Regions from separate parts of the Homo sapiens genome. Here all the other regions are linked to region 3. Evidence: chromatin loops called from intact Hi-C (ENCODE). Cell type or tissue: mammary epithelial cell. All regions are shown on one strand. Links, peaks and the distances in the headings refer to the core of each region. The heading gives the core; the rest is flanking DNA. Region 1 overlaps LOC101927375 (ankyrin repeat domain-containing protein 26-like). Region 2 has its middle 12 kb from the start of ATP12A. Region 3 holds the start of LOC105370117 (a long non-coding RNA gene).

Region 1 (10,687 bases), core at 4,961-7,460, 52 kb before region 3:
TTTTGATCCACTCATGCAAGAAGGTATATAAAACATGTCTAAAAATAATGTCTAAGAAGCTTTCAACATTGAAATATTAATAAAAAATGCATTGCTACACAATTATTAGTTACTACTGAGCTTTTATATACCAAAATGGGTGTAATATTTATGTAAAGTAATGCCTTTTGTATTTGAGGAATAAACTTTGTAATTTTTTTTGTTTCCAAACTTAGTTTGGGTTGGCATATCATGTCATCCATGATAAACTTTTACAAAACAGGCATCCTATTTAAAAAACCGGCTACCTTAAAGAAAAAGCAGCCAAAGCTCCTACATTTAACTTTACCTCAGTTGATTAACTCATATTGAGAGGTGACAGCGTGCTGGCAGTCGTCACAGCCCTCGCTTGCTCTCGGCGCCTCCTCTGCCTGGGTTCCCACTTTGGCGGCACTTGAGGAGCCCTTCGGCCCGCCGCTGCACTGTGGGAGCCCCCTTCTGGGCTGGCCAAGGCCAGAGCCGGCTCCCTCAGCTTGCAGGGAGGTGTGGAGGGAGATGCGCTAGCAGGAACCGGGGCTGCGCGCGGCGCTTGTGGGCCAGCTGGAGTTCTGGGTGGGCGTGGGCTTGGCGGGCCCCGCACTCAGAGCGGCGGGCGGGCCCTACCGGCCCCAGGCAGTGAGGGGCTTAGCACCTGGGCCAGCGGCTGTGGAGGGTGTACTGGGTCCCCCAGCAGTGCCAGCCCACTGGCGCTGCGCTCGATTTCTCGCAGGGCCTTAGCTGCCTTCCCACGGGGCAGGCCTCTGGACTGCAGCCCGCCCTGCCTGGGCCTTCCCCCGCCTCCATGGGTTCCTGTGCAGCCCGAGCCTCTCCGACGAATGCTGCCCCCTGCTCCACGGCGCCCAGTCCCATCCACCGCCCAAGGGCTGAGGAGTGCCAGCGCATGGCGCGGGACTGGCAGGCAGCTCCACCTGCAGCCCTGGTGCAGGATCCACTGGGTGAAGCCAGTTGGGCTCTTGAGTCTGGTGGGGACATGGAGAGTCTTTATATCCAGCTAAGGGATTGTAAACACACCAATCAGCACTCTGTGTCTAGCTCAGGGTTTGTGAGTGCACCAATCGACACTCTGTATCTAGCTACTCTGGTGGGGCCTTGGAGAATCTTTACGTCTAGCTCAGGGATTGTAAATACACCAGTCGGCACTCTGTATCTAGCTCAAGGTTTGTAAACACACCAATCAGCACCCTGTGTTTAGCTCAAGGTTTGTGAATGCACCAATCGACACTCTGTATCTAGCTGCTCTGGTGGGGCCTTGGAGAACCTGTGTGTTGAAACTCTCTATCTAACTAATCTGATGGGGAGGTGGAGAACCTTTGTATCTAGCTCAGGGATTGTAAAAGCACCAATCAGCGCCCTGTCAAAACAGGCCACTCAGCTCTACCAATCAGCAGGATGTGGGTGGGGCCAGATAAGAGAATAAAAGCAGGCTGCCCCAGCCAGCAGTGGCAATCCGCTCGGGTCCCCTTCCACACTGTGGAGGCTTTGTTCTTTCACTCTCTGCAATAAATCTTGCTACTGCTCACTCTTTGGGTCCACACTGTTTTTATGAGCTGTAACACTCACCACGAAGACCTGCAGCTTCACTCCTGAAACCAGTGAGACCACAAGCCCACCGAGAGGAACGAACAACTCCAGATGTGCTGCCTTAAGAGCTGTAACACTCACCGCGAAGGTCTGCAGCTTCACTCCTGAGCCAGCGAGACCACGAACCCACCAGAAGGAAGAAACTCCGAACACATCCGAACATCAGAAGGAACAAACTCCAGACATGCCACCTTAAGAGCTGTAGCACTCACCGCGAGGGTCCGTGGCTTCATTCTTGAAGTCAGTGAGACCAAGAACCCACCAATTCCGGACACAATATCAACAAAACATGCATCTTTGATGTCTGATAGTTACAGAGAGAAGAAATTAGTTCCTGTGGTTTACCCCCATTCTAGCACTCCCTCCTTCCAGTAATTCCTGGAACAGCAATCACCTAATCTTCTGTTTGAGTGCCAATATATTGCAGTCACTAGAAGTGACAGCTCTCAAGTTTCCCTATTATCAACTCCAAAATTAACTAGCCAACTTCTTTCTTTCCTCCCTCCTCCTCCACTCACAATCCCTCTTCCTTTGCAAAAGTAGTCTCTAGATCTGTTGTCCTGATTCTGACCTTTCTGCCGCCTTTTGATGGACTATTCCCATGACTTCTCTTCTCTTCATTTAGCAGTAGTATCTTCCAATGATGATTTCTGTTTCTTCATCTCTTTCTCCTTCCCCTCTGGCCAGAGACACGCTCAGAAATAAAGGGAAAATCATGCTTTCCCTTGATCCTGTTATGTCTTGAGTGGTGATCCAAGGGCTCTTCTTCGAGATTTCTCTGAAGGCACAGCTATACCCTTGCTACTGAGAGTGTGGTCCTAGGACAAGAAGGGTCGGCATCACCTGAGATCTTATTAGAAATACAGAATCGCAGACTTGTGGAATCAGAATCTGCACTTCCAACAAGGTCCTCAGCTGATTTGTTAAAATTTGGGAAGCTCTGGTCTATACTGAGTGTGCTCCCACATTAGTTAACCTCAACCTGCCCTTTTGGAATCCAGCCTCAAGCTCCACCCTATCACGTCCTCCAAATCTAAGCTGCATTACAAGTCGTAAAGTTACTAATGAACTTTTTATCAGGCTATAGCTTCCTTGATCTTTCCATAATTAATCCTACCCTCTTCTTTCCAATGCTCTTCTTTTGGCCCCTAAGATACTGTCCCATGAAGTAACAAGATTTTATAGCACATTAAATTATAGACATGTAATTTATGCACGGCTGACCATACATTACATTCCTCTATCGCAGATGAAACATAGCTCTGTGTGGTCAGGTACCTCCATCCTTAATGCATTCCCAAAAGTAAGGAAAACAGCAAGAGTGGCAACATTTTGCTTGAATTCTCTGACAAGTTTCGGTACTGGAAGCTCACTTTATATTCTCCTCAAATAATTATCTTACTCTATCGCCCTTCATTGCATATATCTTTTTCCCTCATTTACTCCCTGTACTCTCCGCCTTTTCACTCTTCATTCCTTCATTTACTCTTTTCTTCTTCCTTATTTTCTGACTTTCCTCAGGTCTTACAGTATCTTGAATTGGAACTAATGATTCAGCTCCTTTAGTGGCACTCTCAATTAAATTGGTTGCTAATGCCTTACAAAATATACAACATATCACTATTTCACTTCTCTTTTTTTGACTATGCACTTAATACCTTATTTTCCTTGGCTACTAGAACATAACAGAGCTCATGTTTTTAAACATTCTGTCAAATTTTTAAATAAAATACAGTTCTTACCTTCTTGTTCCTTTATTGTAATTTTTCCTCTTTGACCATCATCAGCTCCAGTTAAGTGACTATCATATTTCTGTGGAACATTCTCAAAGGTAGTCTGTTGAAATTATAATGAATAATGAGTTTCAGTGAAAAAACAATGAATTTCTCAATATTTCCTAAACATGTTCTGAATTTCCTGATTTAAAAGCAATGAGACCTAGAAGTAAGGAAAGCATGTATTGAAAACCAAAATATTTCAACAGAGAAACTCATATATGTTCTCCAGATCAAGCAAATATTTTATCTCCATATGGCTATTGACTCTGTAAACTGAACATAGAAAGCCAAAGGAAACATAGTCACAGATACAATATTAGCTCTTCTGTATATGTCAGCAAGGAACTAACTTCAAACACCTAACTCAACTTTGCGTTCACTACCAACAATAACAGGGCATTAAAAAAAACACACACAATTGGTATAATACTTACAACATTCATATTTAAAATATTTCTAATTACATAAATGATCTTAGTGTTAAAATAAGATACTCGGCATGATAGGTAACTTCAGGGTATGTTACGTTGAGTGTAAGCAGAACATTGTCAAAGCTGCTTTATTTAGGTGAGGAAGGGCTTGGAAAACTCAAAATATTTTTGGTAAAATTTTTACTGACAGGAAAAATGGCAAAATAGTAAGAAGCCTTTTCTTTATGCCTTGTTTAAATAAAAGCAAGCAAATATTAGATATAGTATGCCATTCTTTCCCAATTAAGAAATAACTTCAAGAAAGTATAGCAAGAGTTAGTAAAAAGGGAAGGAGAGGAACATTTATTATGAAGCATCTAAACAGTCCCAGGCCCTTATTTACACATTCTCTTTTCTACACATTCTAATAATACATATGAGGACGAGGATGCTTACCGTACTTCCTGCTTTTTGGATGTTGAGAACAAAATGAAAAACAGATGTGACCCATTGTTCTCTCTGTCCAGAATATCCTCCTTCTAGACTTTCACATGGCTCGCTGCTTCTTGTCCTCTAGTTGGTAGCTTAAATGTCACACTCAGAAAGATCTTCTCTGAGAACACAGTTCTACTCCCATTCCGGCCCCCATCCTAACTACGCACTTCTTCAATGTGCCCTAACCTAACATTCTCTGTTTTCTTTATAGGAAGCATTTATAGTGACTTAGAAGTGTTTGTTCTTTACTTGATTTTCTGCTCTTACTACTCTATCATAAGCCTCATCTTGTACATTCAGTGTCTCACTGCCTAGCACACAGTCAGGAGTCAAGAACAGAAATTCTTCCAAGGTCAAAAACACTTACAATCTCATCAGAAAGGTCTCAAGTGCCAAATCACTAGATTCCCTTAGGATATTCCCAGTCATAGTCTGCTGAAACTTAACATAAACCAAAGTAGAAATCGACATGCCTGTTCTAAATTTCTATTTTTTTTTTTCGACACTACTGCCATTTCATTGTTCAGGTTTACAAAAAGAATCTTCAATATTTACTAAATCGCTGAATCCCACCGTGATCATTTTGTCCTACACTTGTATACACACTTCACAGTTTACAAAAGGATTTCACATTTCTTCCCAAATTTTTTCATTAGACATACTTAGGAGATAATATTTATGAATGTCATTCTTATGATATTAACTACAGTAAGGTACATGGAGAAGTACAGATCTATATGGAGACTTTTGGTCATAGGATAGCCCTAAAAATACTGATTAGAATTTACAATTTTTTTGTAAGTATTTCTGTAATAAAGACTTCAATTTTCTTTCTACAAAATAAGACATTCATTCAGGTAAACATGGTCATCTACCACTATGTGAAAGCTGGAACATTATTACTACAGAGAGATAAAAGAGAAAAGAAATGTTTCATCAATATTCCACCAGGAGAAATCATAGGAAATCAAAATTATAAAGAGTAACATACAACCTGAAAAGATATATTTAAAAGAGCATAGGTTGGGGCTAAAAGAAAGCTTAAGAAATTTTCATCTAAAATCCAAATCTGAGCTTACAGTTAGAGGATATTAGAAAATATACTGTAATCTGCTTTCCTACTGATGACATATTTCTAATTTATTTCCTTCTTATTTATAACATATTTGCATAATTCATGTGAACTTATATCCTAAACATTAATTTAAGCCCCATTTTGGAAATGCGATAGATCTTATTATTAGATATCTTGTGCATGTTATACTACCTATAACATTCTATTATATAGAAATTTACTTGTCTGCTCATTTCTTCATGTTCAAAAATGATTAAAACACTTCTTACATGCAAGACCTTAGGTACATTAGGATACACAAGAATATGTTTCGTAACATTCAGTAGCTCACAGTGGTGCAGGATCTTTAAAATGATTATGTAAACAATGAAATACAAAAACTTCTGAAATTTGATACTTTAAACTATGATACAAAGATGCTCTGTGAATATTTTTTATAATACAGGGCAAAAAGTGTTTGAAATTAAAGTCTTACCACATGGTTATTAACAGTCTCTGCTTCTGGAGCTGGTTGTTACTTGAGGAAAAACGTGTATGCTCAATTAGATGAAGAGTTTTAAATATATTCTTCATAGAATGGCTTAGGAAACACATGGGAATCTCTTTGTAATACAGATTTTGAGACAGAAATTTTAAATTTCTGAATTTCCATGTTAAAAGAAAAACTAGGGGGGTGGAGCCTGTGGGCGGCAAGCCACCCAGGTGCTGAGGCAAAAGACCAAGGACACGAGCTGTTCCAGTATAATAAAATATAAAACAAGAATAGTTATACCAGATATAGATCTTAGATATGATTATATATGAATATCATTAATCATTAGTTGGTAGCAATTACTCTTTATTCCAATATTATAATAATCCTTGCTCCATAATCATAACCTAGGAAAAGCCAGGCCATACAGAGATAGGAGCTGAGGAGACATAGTGAGAAGTGACCAGAAGACAAGAGTGCGAGCCTTCTGTTATGCCCAGACAGGGCCACCAGAGGGCTCCTTGGTCTAGCGGTGATGCCAGCGTCTGGGAAGACGCCTGTTGCCAAGCGGACCGTGGTCTAGCGGTAGCATTAGTGTCAAGCAAAAACACCCGCTACTTAGCAGACCGGGAAAGGGAGTCTCCCTTTCCCCGGGGGAGTTTACAGAAGACTCTACTCCTCCACCTCTTGTGGAGGGCCTAACATTAGTCAGGCCCACCCGCAGTTATCTGGAGGCCTGACCGTCTCCCTGTGATGCTGTGCTTCAGTGGTCACACTCCTAGTCTGCCTTCATGTTCTATCTTGTACACCTGGCTCTGCCATTTAGTTAGCAGTAGCAAATTAGTGAAAGTACTAAAAATCTCTGATAAGCAGAAATAATAATGTAAGCTGTTTCTCTCTTTCTCCTTTCTCTCTCTGCCTTGGCTGCCAGGCAGGGAAGGGCCCCTGTCCAGTGGACACATGACCCATGTGGCCTTACCTATCATTGGAGATGGCTCACATTCCTTACCCTGCCCCTTTGTCTTGTATCCAATAAATATCAGTGTAGCCTGGCATTCGGGGCCACTACCGGTCTCTGCGTCTTGGTGTTAGTGGTCCCCTGGGCCCAGCTGTCTTTTCTTTTATCTCTTTGTCTTGTGTCTTTATTTCTACACTCTCTCATCTCCACACATGGGGAGAAACCCACCGACCCTGTGGGGCTGGACCCTACAGAGCCAAGATGGCCAAATAGGAACAGCTCCAGTCTATAGCTCTCAGCATGAGTGATGCAGAAGATGGGTGATTTCCGCATTTCCAACTGAGGTACCAGGTTCATCTTACTGGGGAGTGTTGGAAAGTGGGTGCAGGACAGTGGGTGCAGCACACCGAGTGTGAGCCGAAGCAGGGCAAGGCATTGCCTCACCCGGGAAGCACACGAGGTCAGGGAATTCCCTTTCCTAGTCGAAGAAAAGAGTAACAGACGGCACCTGGAAAATCGTGTCACTCCCACCCTAATACTGCACTTTTCCAACAGTCTTAGCAAACAGCACACCAGGAGATTATATCCTGCACCTGGCTCGGAGGGTCCTATGCCCACGGAGCCTCGTTCACTGCTAGCACAGCAGTCTGAGATCAAACTGCAAGGTGGCAGCAAGGCTGGGGGAGAGGCACCCACCATTGCCGAGGCTTGAGTAGGTAAACAAAGCAGCCAGGAAGCTCGAACTGGGTGGAACCCACTGCAGCTCAGGGAGGCCTGCCTGCCTGCCTGCCTCTGTAGACTCCACCCCTGGGGGCAGGGCATAGCCAAACAAAAGGCAGCAGAATCCTCTGCAGACTTAAATGTCCCTTTCTGACAGCTTTGAAGAGAGTAGTGGTTCTCCCAGCATGCAGCTGGAGATCTGAGAAAGGACAGACTGCCTCCTCAAGTGGGTCCCTGACCCCCAAGTAGCCTAACTGGGAGGCACCCCCTAGTAGGGGCAGACTGACACCTCACACGGCCGGGTACTCCTCTGAGACAAAACTTCCAGAGGAATGATCAGGCAGTAACATTTGCTGTTCACCAATATCTGCTGTTCTGCAGCCTCTGCTGCTGATACTCAGGCAAACAAGGTCTGGAATGGACCTCCAGCAAACTTCAACAGACCTGCAGCTGAGGGTCCTGACTCAGAAGGAAAACTAAAAAACAGAAAGGACATCCACACCAAAACCCCATCTGTACGTCACCATCATCAAAGACCAAAGGTAGATAAAACCACAAAGATGAGGAAAAAACAGAGCAGAAAAACTGGAAACTCTAAAAATCAGAGTGCCTCTCCGCCTCCAAAGGAATGCAGCTCCTCACCAGCAATGGAACAAAGCTGGATGGAGAATGACTTTGACGAGTTGAGAGAAGAAGGCTTCAGACGATCAAACTACTCCAAGCTAAAGGAGGAAGTTCGAATCCATGGCAAATAAGGTAAAAACCTTGAAAAAAAATTAGACAAATGGCTAACTAGAATAACCAATGCAGAGAAGTCCTTAAAGGACCTGATGGAGCTGAAAACCAAGACATGAGAACTACGTGACGAATGCACAAGCCTCAGCAGCTGATTCGATCAACTGGAAGAAAGGGTATCAGTGATGGAAGATCAAATGAATGAAATGAAGCAAGAAGAGAAGTTTAGAGAAAAAAGAATAAAAAGAAACGAACAAAGCCTTCATGAAATATGGGACTATGTGAAAAGACCAAACCTACATCTGATTGGTGTACCTGAAAGTGACGGGGAGAATGAAACCAAGTTGGAAAACACTCTGCAGGATATTATCCAGGAGAACTTCCCCAATCTTGCAAGGCAGGCCAAAATTCAAATTCAGGAAATATAGAGAACGCCACAAAGATGCTCCTTGAGAAGAGCAACTCCAAGACACATAATTGTCAGATTCACCAAAGTTGAAATGAAGGAAAAAATGTTAAGGGCAGTCAGAGAGAAAGGTCGGGTTACCCACAAAGGGAAGCCCATCAGACTAACAGCTGATCCCTAGGCAGAAACTCTACAAGCCAGAAGAGAGTGGGGGCCAATATTCAACATTCTTAAAGAAAAGAATTTTCAACCCAGAATTTCATATCCAGCCAAACTAAGCTTCACAAGTGAAGGAGAAATAAAATACTTTACAGACAAGCAAATACTGACAGATTTTGTCACCACCAGGCCTGCCCTAAAAGAGCTCCTCAAGGAAGCACTAAACATGGAAAGGAACAACCGGTATCAGCCACTGCAAAAACACGCCAAATTGTAAAGACCATCGAGGCTAGGAAGAAACTGCATCAACTAATGAGCAAAATAACCAGCTAACATCATAACAACAGGATCAAATTCACACATAACAATATTAACCTTTAATGTAAATGGGCTAAATGCTCCAATTAAAAAACACAGACTGGCAAATTGGATAAAGAGTCAAGACCCATCAGTGTGCTGTATTCAGAAAACCCATCTCACATGCAGAGACACACATAGGCTCAAAATAAAGGGATGGAGGAAGATCTACCAAGCAAATGGAAAACAAAAAAAGGGAGGGGTTGCCATCCTAGTATCTGATAAAACAGACTTTAAACCAACAAAGATCAAAAGAGACAAAGAAGGCCATTACATAATGGTAAAGGGATCAATTCAACAAGAAGAGCTAACTGTCCTAAATATATATGCACCCAATACAGGAGCACCCAGATTCATAAAGCAAGTCCTTAAAGACCTATAAAGAGACTTAGATTCCCACACAATAATAATGGGAGACTTTAACACCCCACTGTCAACATTAGACAGATCAATGAGACAGAAAGTTAACAAGGATATCCAGGAATTGAACTCAGCTCTGCACCAAGCGGACCTAATAGACATCTGACATCTACAGAACTCTCCACCCCAAATCAACAGAATATACATTCTTCTCAGCACCACACTGCACTTATTCCAAAATTGACCACAGAGTTCGAAGTAATGCACTCCTCAGAAATTATAACGAACTGTCTCTCAGACCACAGTGCAATCAAACTAGAACTCAGGATTAAGAAACTCACTCAAAACTGCTCAATTACATGGAAACTGAACAACCTGCTCCTGAATGACTACTGGGCACGTAATGAAATGAACGCAGAAATAAAGATGTTCTTTAAAACCAAAGAGAACAAAGACACAACATACCAGAATCTCTGGGACACATTCAAAGCAGTGTGTAGAGGGAAATTTATAGCACTAAATGCCCATAAGAGAAAGCAGGAAAGATCTAAAATTGACACCCTAACATCACAATTAAAAGAACTAGAGAAGCAAGAGCAAACACATTCAAATGCTAGCAGAAGGCAAGAAATAACTAAGATCAGAGCAAAACTGAAGGAAATAGAGACACAAAAAACCCTTCAAAAAATCAATAAATCCAGGAGCTGGTTTTTTGAAACGATCAACAAAATAGATAGACCGCTAGCAAGACTAATAAAGAAGAAAAGAGAGAAGAATCAAATAGACGCAATAAAAAATGATAAAGGGGATATCACCACCGATCCCACAGAAATACAAACTACCATCAGAGAATGCTATAAACACCTCTGCTCAAACAAACTAGAAAATCTAGAAGAAATGGATAAATTCGACACATACACCCTCCCAAGGCTAAACCAGGAAGAAGTTGAATCTCTGAATAGACCAATAGCAGGCTCTGAAATTGAGGCAATAATTAATAGCTTACCAACCAAAAAAAGTCCAGGACCAGATGGATTCACAGCCAAATTCTACCAGAGGTACAAGGAGGAGCTGGTACCATTCCTTCTGAAACTATTCCAATCAATAGAAAAAGAAGGAATCCTCCCTAACTCATTTTATGA
Region 2 (10,687 bases), core at 3,510-6,009, 170 kb before region 3:
ATGTCTCCTCCCCTCTCCATGCCCCTGATACATGGATATTTATCCATGTTTCCAGGGTGAACCAAGCTGCTCTAAGAGTTGCGTAGGGAAGCGGGAGCTAGGGAATGAGAGAATGTCACAAAGGACCTGGCTGCCTTGGTCATAAAGATTAGCTTCAATCTAATAATGATGGGGCTGTCATTCTTAAACGATGATCTAAATTAATTTTTTAAAAAGTAGGATTTGAGATCATCGCTTTTTTTTTTTTTTTTTTTTTTGAGACGGAGTTTTTTCGCTCTTGTTGCCCAGGCTGGAGTGCAGTGGTGCAATCTCAGCTCACTGCAACCTCCACCTCCCTGGTTCAAGTGATTCTCCTACCTCAGCCTCCCAAGTAGCTGGGATTACAGGCACCTGCCACTATGCCCAGCTAAGTTTTGGTATTTAGTATAGATGGGGTTTCACCCCATGTTGGTCAGGCTGGTCTCGAACTTGTGACTTCAGGTGATCCACCCGCCTTGGCCTCCCAAAGTCCTGGGATTACAGGTGTGAGCTGCTGCGCCCGGCATGGTTCTTTTTCTAGTTAATAGAGCTGTGTTCATCCCCCCACATTTTCATGCCAGATCTGTCCCTTGTGAGATGCCAGGCTGGGTTTTGGGGTGCATTAGAATGACCTTGTCCTTTTGGGGCCAGTGTCCCTCCAGGGCAGGCGCAGATGATAATGATTACTTCATTATCTTGGCCGCCTTTCTTTCTCTCTGAGGTGCTTTAAATAACTGTCTATGGTAACCCAACATCTAAGTCAGCATGAAACAAGCTGGTCTAGCTCTGTGAACACATCGATCTTGGGATCAGCTCTTCACAAAGACAGGACATTTACTCTTGGGAGAAGTGGGAAAAAAAGAGAAGGAGCACAGCCCACATCCCAGTCTCACACACGCCAGGCCCTGACTTAGTCCTTGCTAACCCAGAAAGGCACACAGAGTGGGCTGTCCACTGCCAGTGAAGGGTTTAAAAACACACCTAGGGATTTTAGGCAAGAAAAAAACAAGTAAAGAGAATGAAAAAACAACTGTGCTGTCATGGGATGACCAGGAGAAAACTGGTAGCTGCTTGGCTGCAGGTTCTCTTGGAAAGTCTGCCTGAGATGTGGCGGTGGCTGAGGCCCTGAGGTCTCATCCACCACTCACGTACGTTGGGTGGTGCCAGGCCAGCTCCTAAAGTGGACTTGGGTGCAGGGAGATGGAAGTGGGAAAGGCCCAGCTTAAACTCAGTACACCCTCTCCTGGTTCATGTGAGGGGAAAAAAGGTAAATTTATGGGTGATCTTTTTGTGCCTGTGAAATGTCCCCTTAGGAAATAAAGCCACTGGCTGCTGAAGCACAGTATGTGTTAATATGCAACCAGCATGAGTATAGCCTGGGAAACAGGCGAAGTCACACAAGCAGGACCAGTGGCATTTGATTAATCAGTTGATAAATGGAGGAGCAGGGCCTGGCTGGAGGAGGTAAAACTGCAGGGAAGAGCTCCATAACACTGGGATTGAAACCAAGACTTTGAAGATGATAAGACCAAAGTATTTTACTAAGGTTCTTTAAAGTGTCTCGTAATAAATAGGTCGTGTAAAAAAGACAAGGTGGTGGGATTTAAATCAGCCCTGCAGAGATGGCAGAGAACAGATTCTTCCCAGTCTGAGCTCTTGCAATAGCACCCCACACAGAAGACTTATGCCGGGGTCTCCGTGGGGCAGTCTATCATCTCTGGTCTAGTGGCTCAGCTGTCACCAGCTTCCAGGCACCAGCACGTTTGAGCAGTTGGCATCCAAGAGCCTTTTAAGCCTCTAGACTGAGCTTTCTCCTCCTCCTAGTTCCTCTTTCCTCACCTTTAGGGTTGCCTGATAAAACACAGGGAGCCTTGTGAGATTTATTACTATGTCTCAAGTATTAAATGGGACATACTTATACTTTACACACTGTTTGTTGTTTAACTGAAATGCACTTTTTTTTTTTTTTGAGACAGTCTTGCTCTGCAGCCCAGGCTGGAGTGTGGTGGTGCAATCATCAAATTCCTGGGCTCACGCGATCCTCCCGCCTCATCCTCATGAGTAACCAGGACTACACTGAAATGCATATTTAACTGGCCCTCTGGTGTTTTTATTTGCTGACTCCGGTGGCCCTCGTCCTCCTAGATACCTTAGGTGTGAGTCCTTTACAGCTTGTCCGTGGGCACATCTGAGGACATTGCCCGAGCTGCCCTGCTCTGCTCGTTGCTGGGCCAACTATGAAAATAAACACATTCTGATTTTCTCTTTTCACCATAGCATTCTCTTCCAAGGGCCCATGTGAGCCGGATTTGTCTAAGGTGGTCAACCTGAATGAGTCTAGGAGTCAGGTTGTTGTTGTTTTAAACAAAAAATCGCTTTAGCCAGAAAATTCTAATCACTCTGCAGAGGTCAGATTCTTGGATCTGAGGAGAGAGCACTGTGGGAATTCAAATCCGTTTCAAAACCAAGTTTTCGTTTTTAGAGGGAACCAGCAGAGGGAGCACATTCTACAATGCTCGGGGCTCCAGACACAGGGATGAGATCCTCATTCATGCAGGACACCTGGAATCACTCAAGCACCAGGAATTTATAGAACAGCCCCAGGCTTCGCAACCATGTGTCAAATACTTCATTTCTGACTGAGCAAAGGATTGCTTGGGTGAAAGACAACCCCAAGCAAACTAACAAAAATCAAAAGAAACAACAAAACACTCCAACAATGACAGCACCAAGGAACAAGGAACTAGAAAATCTAAAAGAAAAATCAAACGGTGACTGTTTCCCTTCTTCTAGGGTTGGATGGGGCTTGGAGCCGTATTCTGCCTTTCAGGCTTGTTTTGCTAAAGGAGCATTGTCTGAGCAACGCTCTGCCCACTCTCCCAAGGGCTGAGGCATCATCGTGTTTGCCCTGCCACCCTCTGGGGGCTCCATATCATTTGTTTGTCTTCCTGGGAAGGAGGTGTGCCCCTGGAGGCCACGTCTTGTACTTCCTTCAGGTCTTTCAAAGGCACCGCCACAGTGACAGGCATGTCAAAGTGGCTTCTGCATCTCAATTCTCTTGGAGAAGTGAAAGAATGTTTTACAAATATCATTTTACAAGGAGCCCTCCCACGTCACCCTTGATTCCAGTAATTGACTTTTGCAGTTAGGAAGGTCTTCCTTATAAGCAACTGAAAACACTCAATTTGGGGCTGGAGTTTATTTCTAGATGAGGGGGTGTTCCTTGATGAAGTAGAAACAACATGTTTTAGTTTTTTGTGACCACTAGCATATGTTTCTTCCTAGCTTGAGAGAGAGATATAATAATTTTTCATAAATGATGCTGAACTGCGAGTTCTGTAGACCTGAATTCTAGTCCTGCTTTCTTGTTTGCTCACTGAATTTGCTGGGAACGGAATGAACATTTTGCCTTTCTGTGGCCTCAGACAGTGTTGGAGCTGAGAAGATCAATGGGTCCCAAACCTGAAACAATCTCCTGGGGAGCTTTAAAAATACAGATTTCCAGACCCCACGTCCAAGTAATTCTGAGACAAGCCCTCGAGGTTTATCTTTATAAAGCTCCCCAGGTGCTTCTTATGAACCAGTGGGCTTGAGAACCCCCGGACCACATCACGTCACTGGTCCTCAGCCTGCCTGTATGGAGGCTGGGGCAGCCCCGAGAATCTAACTGCAGTGGTTAGAGGGAGCTGAGGCCGCTCCCTGGAGTTGTGTTCTAAGGTCAAGGGCCCTGGATTAGATGCCGTTTAAGATCTCTGTTGACTCTAGCACTTGCTGGTCTGGACACTGTCACTTTGCCTTGCCTTTATGTACTTATGTGGTAGTTCTATTGCATTTAATTAAAATGGGGTGCTGTGCTCTTATAGCTCCTACCTGTGGACTAAGGGGCAAACATCTCATAGCCACCCCCTGAGAAAGGATTTCACTTGTTAAAGAAAAAGGGGGGTGTGGGAGTGTGGGTGAGCCTGCACAGCCAGTTACACCAGCAGCGGCAGCCCGAGATGAGGTGCACGGCTCACCAAGGGCAAGTTCAAGCATCCTAGCAAGTGCTGGCTTCTGGTTCTTGTGTATTGTTGGCATCCACAGAAAACTTTTCATAAATAAAGATGTAGATTTCATTCTATAAGCAATATATTGAATTAGGATGACCCCACAGTCATCACAGTTCCAATTATTTCTACATTCTTTTTTTTTTTTTTTGAGAAGGAGTCTTGCCCTGTCACCCAGGCTAGAATGCAGTGACACCATCTTGGCTCACTGCAACCTCCACCTCCCGGATTCAAGCGATTCTTCTGCCTCAGCCTCCCTAGTAGCTGGGACTGCAGGCTCGCGCCACCACACCCGGCTAATTTTTGTATTTTTAGTAGAGACAGCGTTTCACCACATTGGCCAGGCTGGTCTCGAACTCCTGACCTCATAATCCGCCCACCTCGGCCTCCCGGAGTGCTGGGATTACAGGTGTGAGCCACCATGCCTGGCCATTTCTACATTCTTAAATGTAACTAGCATGTGTGTGTTTTGCACAAGGGCAGAGGAACACGTTATCAGCATGGCAGGGTTTCCAGCTTGAGCCTCACTGTGTCCAGCACCGGGATTAAGTGCTTTCCAGGCATGTCTGGTTAACTACCAGAGTGAACCAAAAGGAAAGCAGCCGGTGGAGGTGCCCCCTCACAGAGAAGAAGGTGCCAGGCACACAAAGGTTGGTCCAGGCCAAATCCTTAGTCCCTGGGAGGACAGGAGAGTGTGTTGTAATGTGTATGGTCTCACAGCCTAGCTCATGAACATGTCCCTGGCCCGGGGATGCTGACAGGAAAGCTTCAATGCCTGTTTCACAGACCTCTGTCACTGCTGAGGTTTTGGCACCTGCAAGCTCTGGGTGGTGCCTGGAAGAGTGAGCTGTTCAGCAGGAACCTGCAGGGAGTGGCCGCAAACCCTTGTGTCTGGTGATGTGGAGTGAACTGTGGGGTGTGGCCAGGGCTGGATCCCAGGAGAGGAAAGAGAAAGACTCCACCTCTCCTGGTGTCTGGAGGCTGCTGGGGGCCTTGTAGGCATCAGGATTCTGAATTAGCAGAGGACAATGAGGCCAGCAGGACACAGTTTACATCCACTTTGTCAGTTTCCAATTCCATAGACCCCCATCTCGGGTCTGGGCACCTGTCATCTCTATGAAAGATTTTCCAGTTCAGTTCACTGAATCCTGGGCTTTGTCCATTGCTCTCTACCCTCTGTGGCAGGTTGTTTGGCCTGAGGCTGTCATCAACATGTGGGAGGGCTGCTCTGCTCAGCTGCAGGGCCAGCGTTGGTCCCAGTCTAGACAATCGCAGTTGCTCAGATCTCCAAGATCACACACATTTTCTCACAAAATGCCTGTGAAGCTTACCAGCACTTGAGTGGCAACATAGGGGCATCTTTCTTCTCCTTTACCTGCCTCCATGCCTAGGAAAGACTAGTGTGGGTAGGGTGTAGGCTAGTCAGGAGGAGTCAGGCTGGGGGCTATGCCCTGAGCCTTCCCCTTCCGAGGGACTGGATACTGGCTCCTCTGCCGAGAGCATCATCCCCTCAGCCTCAGCAAGCAGTGAAAAAGGCATGCCCTGCAGAAGTGAACACACTTGTCTCGGCTCAGCCACTCCACTCACTTTTGATGCAACCTTTCCCTTCTCTGGGAATTCTACATGAATCTTTGGGAAGATTTATTTTACGTGTCAATGTGGCTAATTCACGGTACCCAGTTGTCCAAACACCAATCTGGAAGTCTCTGTGAAGGTGTTTTTCAGATGTGATTAGCAGTTGGATCAGTAGATGTGAGTAAAGCAGAGTCTGCTCCATAATGGGGGTGGGCTTTACCCAATGAGTTAAAGAAGTTAAAACATTTGGGTCCCCCAAGGAGGAGGGAATTCTGCCTTCAGACTGCCCTTGGCCTTTAGCTACATCAACTGTGCCTGGGCCTCCAGCCTCTCCTGTAGACTGGATTTGCCAGTCTCACAATCATGTGAGCCAATTCCTTCAAATCTTTCTCTCTTTTTTCTCTCTCTCTCTCGACATCCTATTTGTTTTGTCTCTGGAGAACCCTAATACAATCTCCTTAGGCTCATTAGCCCAACAAACCACATAGAGAACTTCTAGTGTATAGAGAATAAATCAAATCAAATGGCAGTTTTCAGCCATTTGTGGGCATCCAGTAGGAGACCTGTAGGATCCATTTCTTTTTAGAGTGGGGTTTACCTGAAGAAGCTAGTGATGAACGGCCAGATGTTATCAGGAGACTGCTCCATTTTCATAAACCAGATTTCCTTGTGGTTTGCTCTGAAGCCGGCTTCCTCACGTTGGAGTGACTGGGAGCAGTGGACCAGCAGACAGTGACAGTGAGTTCCAGGCGAGAGAAGCACGGAGTAGGGGCTCTGCTTTCGACTCACTTGAGAGGCTGCAAGGAAGTGATTTGAATTCTGAGTTTTCCCACAAATTCCATGAGGTCAAGTTACTTCCGCTAAATTTCATATTGGTTATGAACTCTGTTTTCAAATGCAGCATGTAAACTCCTTCTGTAAAATAAAAGGAAGTAGGATATTCAGCAATTCTTTACTGGATGTGATCAGCAAAGACAAGACATCTGCAGCTGATGGGATCACCTAGATTTGGAGGTTGGGGAACAGGGAAGATCTAAACACCCTTGTTTTCTTGGCCTCTTTGGTCTCAGCCACATGGAATCAGATTATTTGACTAGGACTATTAATGCATAAGAAGGGAGAAACACAAAAAGGTGATTTCTTGAGGTTTCAGCTTACCTTGTCAATGATTCTGCAACTGTGTGCCATGAATTCTTAGTCCTGCAACATGGTCATAAAGACAGAAACATTCCACAAAGTTGTATATGATGGTCTTCTCCTCCTACTTGGAGAGTTCCCTGCTATTGTTAGCCCTTCTAGGGCCCCCTACTCTCCCTCAAAAGAGCATTTTCTCAAACAGAAGTGCCCACTCTAGAAGACCACTTTGTTTTTGATTTGGAAAATCAAGCTTGGCTTTGGTAAGTTCATGTTAAATCTGAAAGAAGATGTTGATTAGTCCAGCTATAATTAATAACAGTAAGTATATCATTAGCATGTACAGAATCTAACCAATAAATTATGGAAACGTTTTCTGTCTTTTCAAGCCTGAAGGTTCTTTCATAGATGGCCTGCTTTGGGAACTCGGTGGAGACCCAGTATTACACACACGCCAGGAAGCCCGGGAGGACCTTCATCTCACCCTTGCCACGTGCCCCTCAGGCAGGTATGCAGTTGGCCCTTGAACAACATCAGTTTGAACTGCCTGGGTCCATTTATACAGAATTTCTTTCCAATAAATATATTGGAAAATTTTTTTGAGATTTGTGACAATTAGAAAAAGCTCACTAATGAATTGCATAGCCTAGAAATATCAAAAAAATTAAGAAAAAGTTAGATATGTCATTGATGCATAAAATATATGTAGATACTAGTTTATTTTATCTTTTACTCCCATACAATATATAGAAATCTATAATAAAAAGTTAAAATTTATCAAGACTTATAACAGAATATACGGGACCATTTGCAGTCAGGAGAATGTAAACAAACATAAAGATGCAGTTAAATCATAACTGCATAAAATCAGCTGCAGTGCTTACTGTAATGCTGTAATCATTTCATTGCTAGCGGTGAGCTCAAGTGTGAGCTCAAGTGTGTATCTGCTTAAAACGCTGTGTGGGGCCAGTCGCGGTGGCTCATGCCTGTAATCCCAGCACTTTGGGAGGCAGAGGTGGGCAGATCACTAGGTCAGGAGATCGAGACCATCCTGGCTAACACGGTGAAACCCCGTCTCTACTAAAAATACAAAAAATTAGCCGGGCGTAGTGGCGGGCGCCTGTAGTCCCAGCTGCTGGGGAGGCTGAGGCAGGAGAATGGCGTGAACCTGGGAGGCGGAGCTTGCAGTGAACTGAGATCAGCCACTGCACTCCAGCCTGGGCGACAGAGCGAGACTCCATCTCAAAAAAAAAAAACGCTGTGTGACGCTCATCGTCTCCACATGAGCAGTTCATCTCTCTAGTAAATTGCAAATTACCATTGGTAAAAGGTGATCTCTCAGGATTCCTGTGTATTTTTCATCGTGTTGAGTGCAATACCTTGGTTAACACCATAGGACCCATACAAAGTGTGACTAGTGATGCTGGAAGTACTCCTGGAAAGCAGAGAAAAATAATGACATTACAAGAAACAGTTGAATTGCTTGCTATGTACCATAGACTGAGGTCTGCAGCTGCAGTTGCCATCATTTCAGACAACTCATCTTGTAAACAGACCATGCAAATTCACAATATTGATAAATACAGTATAGTACTATAAATGTATTTTCTCTTCCTTATAATTTTTCTTAATAACATTTTCTTTTCTCTAGCTTGCTATATTGTAAGAGAATATAGCAGATAATACGTATAACATACACAATATGTGTGAATGGACTGTTTATGTTATCAGTAAGGCTTCCAGTCAACCGTAGGCTATTAGCAGTTAAGTTTTAGAAGAGTCAAAAGTTATACATAGGTTTTTAACTGTGCAGGGGATCGGCACCCCGATCCCTGTGTTCTTCAAGGGTCCACTGTAATTGCAGTGCCTGCAAAGGCCTTGATACTTTGGAGGCTCTGAAGGAGTGGTAAGAATGGCTTTTATTCTCAAGTAGCTTCTGATCTAGCTGAAGAGATGCTAGTTAGGAGGCAGCGTATAGTGAGTGCGGGACATGCTGTGGGGGTTTACACAGGAGGAAACCAGGACAGAACATCACTGCAGTCATGCCTTACTTAAGGGTGGGGATACAGTCTGAGAAATGCATCGTTGGGCAATTTTGTCATCCTGCGAATACCATAGCATGTACTCACACAAACCCAGGTGCTATAGCCTACTACATACCAGGCTGTATTGTATAGCCTGTTGCTCCTAGGCTACAAACCTGTACCACATGTTACTGTACTAAATATTGTAGGTAATCACTACACAATGATAAGTATTTCTGTATCTAAACATATCTAAAGGTAGAAAAGGTAGAGTAAAAATAGAGGGTAAAAGATAAAAAGTGGCATGCCTGCATAGCACACTTACTATGAATGCACACTTGCAAGACTGGAAGTTGCTTTGGGTGAGTCAGTGAGTAAGTGGTGGGTGGATGTGAAGGCCTAGGACATTACTATACACTCCTGTAGACTCAATAAAGCTGTACACTTCGGCTACACTAAATTGATACAAAATATTTTTCTTTCTTCAATAAATTAACCTCAGCTATATTTTTTAAGAGATAAAGTCTCCCTGTGTTGCCTGGGCTGGTCTTGAATTCCTCATCTCAGGCAATCCCCCAGCCTCAGCCTCCCCAGTAGCTGGAATTGCAGTCATAAGCCCACCATGCCAGGCTCTTTTTAAAACTTTTTGATTCTTTTGCAATAACACTTAAAACACACACTGTACAGCAGTACAAAAATATTTTCTTTCTTTATATCCATAATCTATAAGATTTTTCTTATTTTAAAATTTTATTTATTTTGCTTTTTAAATGACTGGCAGCAAAGTAGGTTTATTCACAATAGCATCACCACAAACATACGAGTGATTTTTTTTTTTTTTTTTGAGATGGAGTCTCGCTCTGTCGCCCAGGCTGGAGTGCAGTGGCGCAATCTCTGCTCACTGCAAGCTTCACCTCCCAGGTTCACGCCATTCTCCTGCCTTAGCCTCCTGAGTAGCTGGGACTACAGGTGCCCGCCACCGCGCCTGGCTAATTTTTTGTATTTTTAGTAGAGACGGGGTTTCACCATGTTAGCCAGGATGGTCTCGATCTCCTGACCTTGTGATCGCCTGCCTTGGCCTCCCAAAGTGCTGGGATTACAGGCGTGAGCCACCGCGCCCGACACGAGCGATGTGTTTTAATGCTGTGGTGTTATGAGAGCGACCTCACTAGATGATAGGAATTTTTCAGCTCCATTAAAATCTCATGGGACCACCGTCATTGACTGAAACATTATGTGGCACATGACTGTATTTGGGAAAAGATGCTTTCTGATGGTTAAGGGGCTGCATCTTTTAAGATCAACATGTGCTTTTTGAAATTAAATAAATTTTAGGAAAAGAACCATTGAAATGATAGCAGAGCTTTAGGATAACAAATGTTCTTATACATTTTTAGATGCGTTATGAATCAGTCCTGTCCTTCTGTAAAGCAATCCAGCTGTACATAATGGTGGCTACAAGCTTCTTTACATCTTTTGGCCCAGTAATTCTACATTTGGAACCAATTATACTTTAGTGAAATGACTCAAAAGTTAAACACTGATTTGTGTAAATATGTTCACAATAGTGCTTTTTAAATTGCAGACATTTAGAACTGTTCAAATGGCCAAAAAAGGGGCTAGTGCTTAAAACTATAGTACATTAACATGAATAAATGCTATAAAATAATTGGGAAAAGTGACCTCAATATGTAGAAAATATCAATGCCAGGACATGCTTACACCAAATAAAGTTAAAGGAAAAGAGCAGAAAGTTATGTTGCTGTGTACACTGATTACAACTATGTGGAATTATATGTATGTATGCTAACTAATATGGGAGCATTGAATGTTCACAGTTTAGAAATTAATATTCTTAGGTTCTTTTCATCAATTTCTGAAGCTTCTAAA
Region 3 (10,687 bases), core at 2,670-5,169:
CCGGCGCCCGGTCCCATCGACCACCCAAGGGCTGAGGAGTGCGGGTGCAAGGCATGGGACTGGCAGGCAGCTCCACCTGCGGCCCTGGCATGGGATCCACTGGGTGAAGCCAGCTGGGCTCCTGAGTCTAGTGGGGACTTGGAGAACTTTATGTCTAGCTAAGGGATTGTCAATACACCAGTCAGCACTCTGTGTCTAGCTCAAGGTTTGTAAACACACCAATCAACACCCTGTGTCTAGCTCAAGGTTTGTAAATGCACCAATCAGTGCTCTGTGTCTAGCTAATCTAGTGGGGACCTGGAGAACTTGTGTCTAGCTCAGGGATTGTAAACACCAATCAGCACCCTGTCAAAGCAGTCCAATCAGCGCTCTATAAAATGAACCAATCAGCAGGATGTGGGTGGGGCCACATAAGGGAATAAAAGCAGGCTGCCCGAGCTAGCAGTGGCAACCTGCTGGGGTCCTCTTCCACGCTGTGGAAGCTTTGTTTTTCACTCCTTGCAGTAAATTTTGTTGCTGCTCACTGTTTGGGTCCGCACTGCCTTTAAATCGCGGAGGTCTGCAGCTTCACTCCTGAAGCCAGCGACACCACGAACCCACCGGTAGGAGTAAACAACTCCGGACAAACTCTGGATGCGCCGCCTTAAAGAACTGTAACGCTCACTGCGAGGGTCTGCGGCTTCATACTTGATGTCAGTGAGACCAAGGAAGGAACAAACTTCGGACGCGCCGCCTTTAAGAACTGTAGCACTCACCACGAGGGTCCAGGCAGCTTCGTTTTTGAAGTCAGTGAGACCAAGAACCCACAAATTCCAGACACAGCACTAGGTAGGGTGGGGCCTCTGGCCTGTAGGAGTGGGAGGTGAAAGGGCAGGCAAAGGGGAAATGGCGGAGCCCAATCGCGGTGCAGGGCGGTGGGCTTTCAGCAACTCAGCTTAGTCCCAAGACGCGTGGGCCGCGGCAGAGAACCTGACCTGCCTGCCCAAGCTAACACAGGACCCGGAACCGCGATCCTCAAACTAATACAGGACTTGGAAACTGCTGTCGCCAAATGGCAGCTTACTTTGCGGGGAGCCTGTTAGACGTGACTCCTTGTTTTTAAAAATTGACAAATACCAGTCTGGGCAACATAGCGAAACCCTGTCTTTACTAAAAATGAAAAATATTAGCCGGGCGTGGTGGCGCGGGCCTGTAATCCCAGCTACTCGGGAGGCTGAGGCAGGAGAATTGCTTGAACCCAGCGTTAGCACAAACTGCAACATTTTGTAAGCTGCCCGCTATTTTGCAGACTTTGGGCAAAGTGAAACATTTCTGGGGGGTTTAGGCGGTGAGAAACATCCTTCCTAACCACTTGACCGCAAGGCCAACAGAGGCTTATCTGAAGAAACTTCCCTCTCATGACTTCTTGGGCAAACGTCCAAGGAACACCATGATGACATCCACCTGAATAAGGGCCAGAACCCTTATTGTACAAATCAATACAAATCATGGGAACATCTTATCGATATCTTGCAGGGCAACAAGCCATGCTGCCCAGACCCCTCCCGCCCATACCTATAAGTACCCTTAGCCTGTAAGACTTAGCAGTGGGCTGTGGCATTAGGCTGGTCCCCTACTTCTGTAGGTTTTGTGCTGCACATAAAGCCGCATTTGCTGTCAAGCTCGCGCTCTCTAGCTCTGTCTCCTCTCTCTTTCTTTCTCCTCTGTGTGTGTGTGTGTGTCTTTCTTTAACCCTCACCTTCTCTTCCCGGAAGGCAGAGATTGCAGTGGGCAGAGATTACAGTGAGCTGAGATCTGCTACTGCACTCCAGCCTGGGTGACAGAGTGAGACCCTGACTCAAAAAAAAAAAAAAAAAAGCGGGGGTGTGCCAGGTGCGGTGGCTCATGCCTGTAATCCCACAATTTTGGGAGGCCAAGGTGGGCAGATCACTTGAGGTCAGGAGTTCAAGACCAGCCTGGCCAACATGGTAAAACCCCCGACTCTACTAAAAATACAAAAGTTAGCCAGGTGTCATGGTGGGCGCCTGTAATCTCAGCTACTTGGGAGACCGAGGCAGGAGAATCAATTGAATCCAGGAGGTGGAGGTTGCAGTAAGCCAAAATTGCAATAGTGCACTCCAGCGTGGGTGACAGAGCAAGATTGTCTCAAAAAAAAAATTTTACAAAATGGAAATTAAACACAATTTTTCACCATGTATTAATTTATTGTTAAATACACATTTCGATGCAAAATTGAGAATGTGTTGTACAGTAAATTAATTAAATTAACCCAGGCTGGGTGTGGTGGCTCACACCTGTAATCACAGCACTTTGGGAGGCTGGGTTTGAGCCCAGCCTGGTCAACATGGTGAAACCTTTGTCTCTACTAAAAATATAAAAAGTAGCCACGTGTGGTGGTGCGCGCATGTAGTCCCAGCTACTCGGGAGGCTGAGGCAGGGGAATCGCTTGAACCAGGGAGGCGGAGGTTGCAGTGAGCTGAGATCGCACCACTGCACTCCAGCTTGGGTGACAGAGTGAGATTCCGTCTCCAAAAAAAAAAAAAAAAAAAAAAAGAACCTAAATGCAGAATATATATGTGTATACACACACATACATATTCCATTTAAACATAGTTGTATATTTTTATTATCAGCTGTTCAGTTTTTCCCCAGAATGGCCTAATAGAAGTCCACATAAAGAGTCTTTTTGAATGCATAGAATTATATATTAAAGAAACCCATGGTTTCACTATCAAATAATGTTAATTTCTAATTTAGAAATAAATGGTTCCATGTTCTGGAGTCACACACTTGATCTGTAACTTAAATCTGTCATGTTTTTATTAAGATGTATATCATGAGCCTGTACAAAGGGATTTTTGGTGGTGTAATATCAACCATAAAAGCTAGAAACGATTCTTAAACCAACACACATATTGCAAGCTAGGATATTATTCAATTTTTGCAATGTTCTATTGATAACATGATTGCAATATCTTTCTTAAGATAATGCCCAATTTTCCCACAGTTTGCTTGTATAATAATTCTAAATTCACTGTCATATTGACTTAAGAGAGGGTCCTTAAAAACTTTTTTTCCTACAGGATGGTGATGGGAATCTTTGCAAATTGTATCTTCTGTTTGAAAGTGAAGTACTTACCTCAGCAGCAGAAGAAAAAGCTACAAACTGACATTAAGGAAAATGGCGGAAAGTTTTCCTTTTCGTTAAATCCTCAGGTATTTCCAAGTGTCATAAACTACAGTGTGATAAAACATTGCGCATTCAGGGAACAGGGTCATGGTTAGAAGAGGAAGCAGAGATTAGCAGCAGGAGAGAGTGAGTGAGCTACTCGAAGTTCATCAGGAGAGACTGACATGGCCCATTGGGAGGCTGGGCTCCTAGAGGCAGAGGTGGCCCAGCCCTGTCCCCTCCCTGTTCCCTGAACTGCAGGACAATCCTACATGTCCTGTGAAGCAGGATATTACTAGAGCACAGCCAAATATGAAAATAGAATTTCAGACCAGCCATATCTATTCTTGAAGGAGAAAAGTCATAGTGCACAGGATTTGCAAAAAGCGCACTGTCGTCACTCACCAGTATGTCAACGCTGGGGTGATATACTGGTAAGCCAGGTTCCTGGGTGTAGAAAGAAATACATGCAGTGCAGACTCATCTTCGCAGTGTAGCTTGTGCTGTTTGTTTTGTTCATTTAAAGGCTGCAGGAATTTACCTTCTGCCTCTTGAACTTGTAAGCCTGGCAGTTCAGAATAATAGGATTTTACAGCTGGATGAAATCTTAGAAATAATTCAGTTTAACCTCCTCTTTTTTAAACCACCTCACTGTAAAAATAGAAATCCAAAGGCTCTAGGTGCCAGGCTGGCCTGCCCCTGTCCTCTGCTGTTCCCTCTGTTGACGAATTGATGAGCTGACTCACCCTGCCCCTCCCTGGACCTCAGCCCTGGGGCTTGGCCATTGTGAGCCTCATCTGTTCTGTGAAGCGTGTTCAACTCCAGCTGAATACCAGAAATGCAATGTCCCTGTTTACTTCCAATTCAGGTAGAATTGTATATACTTCCCTTATACAGCTTCCCACACTGAGCTGTCTCACCATCTCTGGACAGATGAGTAATTCGTGCCTGCTCTCCCTTCTCAGTTTGTCTTCTGTGTGAACTGCCAACATGGTCTCTCCTTTTTAGAAAGTCACATACTGTGAGTGCAACTTTGTGGAAGTCAATGTACATAAACATGTGAAATGTGCATCCCAGCTACTGTAGATAATGAGGCAGCTGTATATGTAATGTTGAGGAACAATCACCAAGATAATTTCAGTGGAAAAGCCAGCACGGAAGAGGCTGAGGAGCACGCTGCCATGTATCTACGCATAGTGTAGCTCTAGCAGGATTCGCGAGGAGCAAGTGACAGCAGGTGCCTCTGCAGAGAGGAACTGGGGACAACAGTGGGGATGAAGTTAATACGTCGTCATTATTTTATTTTTTAGATATTCTACAATGTGAATTTACTATTTATTAAAAAATAAATAAAATTATAAGCGGGCATGTTGGCTCATGCCTGTAAACTCAGCTGAGATGGGAGAATCACTTGAGGCTGAGAGTTCAAGACCAGCCTGGTCAACATAGCAAGACCCTATCTCTACAAAAAAAACAAGATTTTCTAAAATTACAAATCAAAATAAATAATAACCTTTGAACCTCCCTTTCCACTACTAAGAAAATAATTGAACAAGTGCACAAGGATGTGTACATGAGGATAGTCATCACAGCGTTGTTTACAATAATGAAAATTTAGAAATAACCTCTAGGGTTAATCAATTATGGTGCATTCGTAGCCATATCCTTTAAAAACAGTTGATTTTTAAAATGTTTATGTAACTAGAAACTGTGATATTTATAGAGGTTTTTCGAAATTTGAGAAAGATTATCACAAACTACCTTAATACTTTCTAAGGGTGAAAATTACAGATACAAATATCTTATTTAAATGTTGTTTTTCTTGATGCATAATGGATTGACTCTTTTTTTCCTTAGTGCACACATATAATCTTAGATAATGCTGATGTTCTGAGTCAGTACCAACTGAATTCTATCCAAAAGAACCACGTTCATATTGCAAACCCAGATTTTATATGGAAATCTATCAGGGAAAAGAGACTCTTGGATGTAAAGAATTATGATCCTTATAAGCCCCTGGACATCACACCACCTCCTGATCAGAAGGCGAGCAGTTCTGGTAGGTATTTCATAGCAAGCATTTAACGTATCATAGGTGCCATAGTACACGCTTGGGTTTGTCAAAGATACCATAGGCAGAGAATTGTCCAGAAATACTAAAAAAAAATTAGACTTATTACCTCAGAAAATGGACAGAAAAATAACAAAGGACAAAAGACTACTTTAGCACTAGAAACAGATTTCTTGATATCTAGCCTAGTAGGGTCAGACTCAAAATGGCCACAAAACACTGATCATCTCAGAAAACCTGATTGTGCTTTTAACTAGGGGGAGGGGAAAGCCTTTGTGTTAAACAGTGATTACTACAACCTAATGACTGGAAATTTGATGACCAGCATTTTGCTGAAGAAATTCTTTCCAAACAAAAGATTGTCTCCCCAAAAGAAACATATTTTCTTTATAAGCCAAGATTTTATTTTGGAAACTGGCCAAGAAGAAAGCCTTTGGACATGAAAAATGCACTCTTCCTGAGTCATATCAAAAATCACACAGTTCTGATAAATACTAACTCACAGTAAGCACACGGTATGTGTTAGATACCGTACTGACTTGGCAGGGTGGAGCCTCCTTAGACAATAGTCCAGAAATGCTGCTGCAGTCCCAGCACATGTCCCAGCAAATGATAGTTACAACAGAAATAAAATAGTAGACTCATTTCACATTGAAAACATACTGTATGACAGCCAGCATAATTTATTCAGATTCCAAATTACTACAAATACACTGATGATCCTTGGAATCTTGACAGTATAATTAAAACTGGAAAGAAGTCCTCACATTGAGTTATTCCTGTATATCACAATGCTCTAGATAGTGTTACTGTTTCTCTGTACAGAAAGTATGAAGCAAAAGCTCATGCAGAGCCCTTGACTTTCCCTCCTCTAAGCTAGAACATCTCCAGCTCCTTCGCTCGTGATGTGCCGACTCTCAGGAACTCATTCTGATCCTGTGCACTTTGTACTCTTCAAGAAGAAAGTGCCAATTGAAAATTGTATGGCTATCAATGAGTTTCAAATAATAACAGATGAGAATCCTCCTGATATGCTTATTAAAATAGAATTAGAGTATGTTCTCCCTATTTTATAAGGTTATACCTTCCTCTTTTCCCACTGGGTTATCCTTTGATCACCAAAATTATAACTAATTTAAGGATATATTTATGAATCTTAACAATTCCAGCACTTAGGTTAACTAATTATAGTAAGTCTTTGGGCAGTAAACAAGTGTGCTGTTTGCTTTTAATTCTAGAAGTGAAAACAGAAGGTCTATGCCCGGACAGTGCCACAGAGGAGGAAGACACTGTGGAACTCACTGAGTAATTTACTTCTTTCTGATTCCTGGGACTCTACAGAGTTTGTAAAATCTTGTGTAAACCTCAAGCACAGTATTAAAATTCTATTTGTAGACTTTTTCTTATTTTAATTTATTTTGCATATCTAACTCAAGTGATTTTTTATTTGAGTCTTTTTCTTCAACTAGTATAGTGATCATTATTTTAAATTCTCAGTATTAAATGAGATTGGGTGCAATTATTGAATTGATTTTTAAAAAGAAAACCAGTGGGTTTTTTTTTTAATTCTTTTAAAAAAAAACCTATTTTCATCCTATTATTTTCCTGAGCAGCCTTTAGAGTAAAGACAGTTTGTTACTTTTGCCTGATGTTTTCAAAAATGGAAATAACAACAGCCTTCCTCAAATGGAGTATGGGAGTCTAAAGTTCTATATGGTTTCTTAAAGCATACCCAAAACATCGGGTTAATTAGGCATCACATTCAATCTTGTTGTATTTGTTAATAATAGTGTTTAAAGAGAAGAAAATCCAAAATGAAAAGTACAGATTATGAGAAGTCTGACTCCTTTATTTTAGAGAGGAATGGACTGTGGTCTGGAGAGGAGTGACATAGCTTCTAAGAGTCAGATCCAAAGCAAACACAAGTAGCCCATCCCCAGAGTGTGCGGCCCACTTCTTTCTGCCTCTGCCGCGTGGAGACCATCTTCCAGTGCAGACGCTACAGTGCTGGGTATCTGAGCTGGAGATTATGCAGAGGAGGCATCCAGCTCATTTCCAATGATCTTTTAACAATTTCTGGAAGAGCTAAGGAGGCCTTAGGGACTTACCATGTGGACTTACCATGTGTTTTGTAAGGAATCTATCATGTATTTTGTAAAGATGTACAAGAAAAAATTTATGAAATTCTGTTTAGCCTAAAATCCATTTAATGTTAAAATTTTAATTATACACTACAAATTTCAGGTTTGGTATGCAGAATGTTGAAATTCCTCATCTTCCTCAAGATTTTGAAGTTGCAAAATATAACACCTTGGAGAAAGTAAGAATCTGATTTCTAGTTAGCAAAAAAAAAAAAAAACACACCTGTTTGAATGTCTTCTGGGTGTTTTTCCTATTCGGTCATTTTCTCATTGTTTTGAAAAATTATGCATATCCTGAATATCATATAGTCCTTAAAATATGAGTTAATTTTATTTATATATTTATTTTTGTGGAGACAGAATCTCACTATTTTGCTGGTCTCGAACTCCTGGGCTCAAGCCATCCTCCCTCCTTAGCCTCCCAAAGTGCTGGGATTACAAGCATGAGCCACTGCACCCAGACCTGATTTTTAACAGTCAAGAAAATGTTTATGTTTAGAATTTAAAGTTTAAATTTTTAGTGTTTATATTATAAAAGTAATGCATGCTCATAGCAAAAATTTTAAACAGTATAAAATATCAATATGGCATTAAACATAAAAGTGCTCTTCCCTGTTACTAACAGTTTCTTGTATTTGGAAAAGGAAGGTTTGACACTAAGTATTTACACTATGTTGCGTTTCCATTCCTTTTGCATTAGAAAGAAAAACAAAATCCTTTTTTTTTTTCCCCACAAATGAAAATCAACACTAGTGTCTGATGTGGCATCACTTGCCTATAGTCCCAGCTACTTAGGGGGCTAAGGCAGGTGGATCTCTTGAGCTCAGGAGTTTGAGGCCACCCTGGGCAATGTGGCAAGACCTGTCTCTAAAATATATATATAGATATAAATCGACACTAGCCTTCAAAGTGATGTTCCATTTGTATTTTGAGATATGTTAATAAAATGTAACTTGAAAATAACATTTCCCTCTTTGATAAGGAAAACATGAAAAGTGGTATGGTATAAACACACAGATCTATTTATGGGATGGTAAAAATACAGGAGGGAAACATACCAAAATATTAATAGTGATCGTATTGCTCTCGGGATTTTAGGAGATTTTAATTTTCTTCTTGATACTTTTCTATATTTTCTAAATTATATCTCTAAATGAACATATTTTATAATTATAATCAACATTTTCAAATGGCACATGTAGTTTGATGTTTCCCGAGTGCAGCTTCTGAAAGCACATCCTGTTTTCCAGGTGGGAATGGAGGGAGGCCAGGAAGCTGTGGTGGTGGAGCTTCAGTGTTCGCGGGACTCCAGGGACTGTCCTTTCCTGATATCCTCACACTTCCTCCTGGATGATGGCATGGAGGTAATGCTGTTTATATTGATTCCTATGTGTTTACTGACCTCTGTTCATAACTCATTTCAATGAATCAGCCGACCTCCCAACCTTTTTCTTCTTACCTGTTGTCTTAGCTCAGGCTGCTATTAATAAATGCAACAGGCTAGGGAGCTTAAACAACATTTATTTCTCACAGTGCAAAAAGCTGGAAGTCCAAGGTCAAAGTACAGCAGGGTTGATTTCTTCTGAAGTGAGGCCTCTCTCTTTGGCTTACAGACAGCTGCCTTCTTGCTGTGTCCTCACATGGTCTTCCACCTGTGGGCATCTGTGTCCTCATCTCTACACATGAGGATAGCAGTCATATTGGATCAGGGCCCACCCTTATGATCTCACTTAATTAATCAATTACCTCTTGAAAGGCTCTGTCTCCAAACACAATCCCGTTGTTGAGGTCCTGGGAGTTAGGACTTCAGCATATGCATTTTGTAGGGGTACAGTTCAGCCATAACACCTGGTAAATAATTTTGCAAAGGGGAAATGTGTTCTCTTTTGGAGTGTGGGAGGTGAGGACCTCACCCCCTGAGTAGATCAGCACAGGGTCCCGCTAGAAGGGAATGTTTACTGGGTGCAGGGTGTATAGCATTTCTGCCCTTGTTCCACATCACTTTTGGGATATTTTCCTAATATTTACACCTCTGAAAGCATTCCACTGATATACTTCATTAAGCACCTGCTGTGTACCAAGCAATCGACTAGGGCTGACACTCAAAGATAAAAATAGCTTCACACCCTGGCGTCAGAGATCACTGTCTAGAAAGAAATAACACTCATCATTACAATCCACTGTGACATTTCCAATCCTGAATATATATATGGGGTATTGAGGGCTCAAGGTCACAGAGCCCTGGGAACAACAAAGGAGGCTTTGCAGAGGCCATACCTTTGCCCTAGGTCAGTATCAGGTCAAGAGCACAGTTCCAATCTAAAACAATCATGAAACAAAAATAAATTTAGAATTAATGCCTGAAGTTCAAATAAAATGCTGCAACACCCACCAGGATGCCTTCTCAAGTAGACATTCAGAGTTACAGATCTATCTTTTTTTTTCTTCTTTTTCCCCGAGACAGAGTCTCACTCTGTTGCCCATGCTGGAGTGCAGTGGTGCGATCTCGGCTCACTGCAACCTCTGCCTCCCAGGTTCAAGCGATTCTTGTGCCTCAGCCTCCTGAGTAGCTGGGATTACAGGCATGCGCTGCCACGCCTGGCTAATTTTTGTATTTTTAGTAGAGACGGGGTTTCACCATGTTGGCCAGGCTGGTCTCGAACTCCTGACCTCATGATCTGCTTGCCTTGGCCTCCCAAAGTGCTGGGATTACAGGCATGAGCCACTGCGTCCTGCCTACAGCTCTGTCTTGGGCCAGGAAACAGTCACTTCTCCGTGAGAGTGGCCCTCACAGAGGCCCACACAGGCTCCAGGAGCTTTTCCCTTTGTTCCCACTCTGAGTGTCAGCTCAGGTACAAGAGAAAGAGACTCACGTCAGGTGGATGTGAGATCCACTTGGCTTGGAAGCCCTACCCCACAAGAGCCCATAGCTCTTGTAGCATTGTCTCGGGTTCCAGATGCCCTCAAGGGACATACCCAATTATATGAGTCACTGCTCTCTGACAAGCCCAAAGCTTGGGTTTCCCACCATTGAGCCCCCAGTATCAATGCAATTTATCAATGAGAGGCCACAATTACATAAGCAATTTTGCCTACTATTACAGCTGACATGCCATCTTTATCAGATTTCCATGGGAACAGAGCTAGAAAGCTAATCCATGGTCAAATGTGTCCAAGAAGGAGAAAGGGTTTTGTTACCCTTGTACCCTGAAATGCATACTGGATTTTGTGGAGGATATAGTTGTTTGGGTAAGAAGTAAGTAAAAATGAAGGTGAAAAACATGATAGAATGTGTTATTGTTTTCT

What was found. A loop is a pair of places that touch in the nucleus more often than their neighbours do. Peaks named below come from ENCODE experiments on the same cell type or tissue, not always from the same donor. Only the 100,000 strongest peaks of a DNase experiment are listed, where the experiment ranks them.
Region 1: it touches region 3 in a loop (10-fold over the local background); 7 of 110 quality-filtered maps call a loop at or near these places.
Region 2: a loop joins it to region 3, with 5 times the contacts of the local background. A loop is called at or near these places in 5 of 110 quality-filtered maps.

The regions. Positions count from the first base shown.
Region 1 is chr13:24,550,932-24,561,618 of GRCh38, reverse strand. LOC101927375 (ankyrin repeat domain-containing protein 26-like) reads right to left here. Exons shown (of 11, transcript XM_011535334.3): 4 at 3,363-3,456. Among named protein-coding and RNA genes, the nearest start is that of PARP4, 43 kb to the right of the region's middle. In mammary epithelial cell, for the core only: a CTCF peak has its summit at 6,395 (motif pointing right); no DNase peak of the experiment used is centred there.
Region 2 is chr13:24,663,397-24,674,083 of GRCh38, reverse strand. No RefSeq gene overlaps it. Among named protein-coding and RNA genes, the nearest start is that of ATP12A, 12 kb to the left of the region's middle. In mammary epithelial cell, for the core only: no CTCF peak of the experiment used is centred there; a DNase peak (open chromatin) is centred at 4,913; H3K27ac peaks cover 2,500 bases.
Region 3 is chr13:24,496,174-24,506,860 of GRCh38, reverse strand. PARP4 (poly(ADP-ribose) polymerase family member 4) reads left to right here. Exons shown (of 34, transcript NM_006437.4): 2 at 3,084-3,216; 3 at 5,027-5,228; 4 at 6,479-6,545; 5 at 7,485-7,560; 6 at 8,632-8,745. The coding sequence starts at 3,085. LOC105370117 (a long non-coding RNA gene) reads right to left here and starts at 3,706. Exons shown (of 3, transcript XR_941756.2): 1 at 3,575-3,706. RefSeq lists a silencer at 3,156-3,450. In mammary epithelial cell, for the core only: no CTCF peak of the experiment used is centred there; a DNase peak (open chromatin) is centred at 3,930; H3K27ac peaks cover 1,680 bases.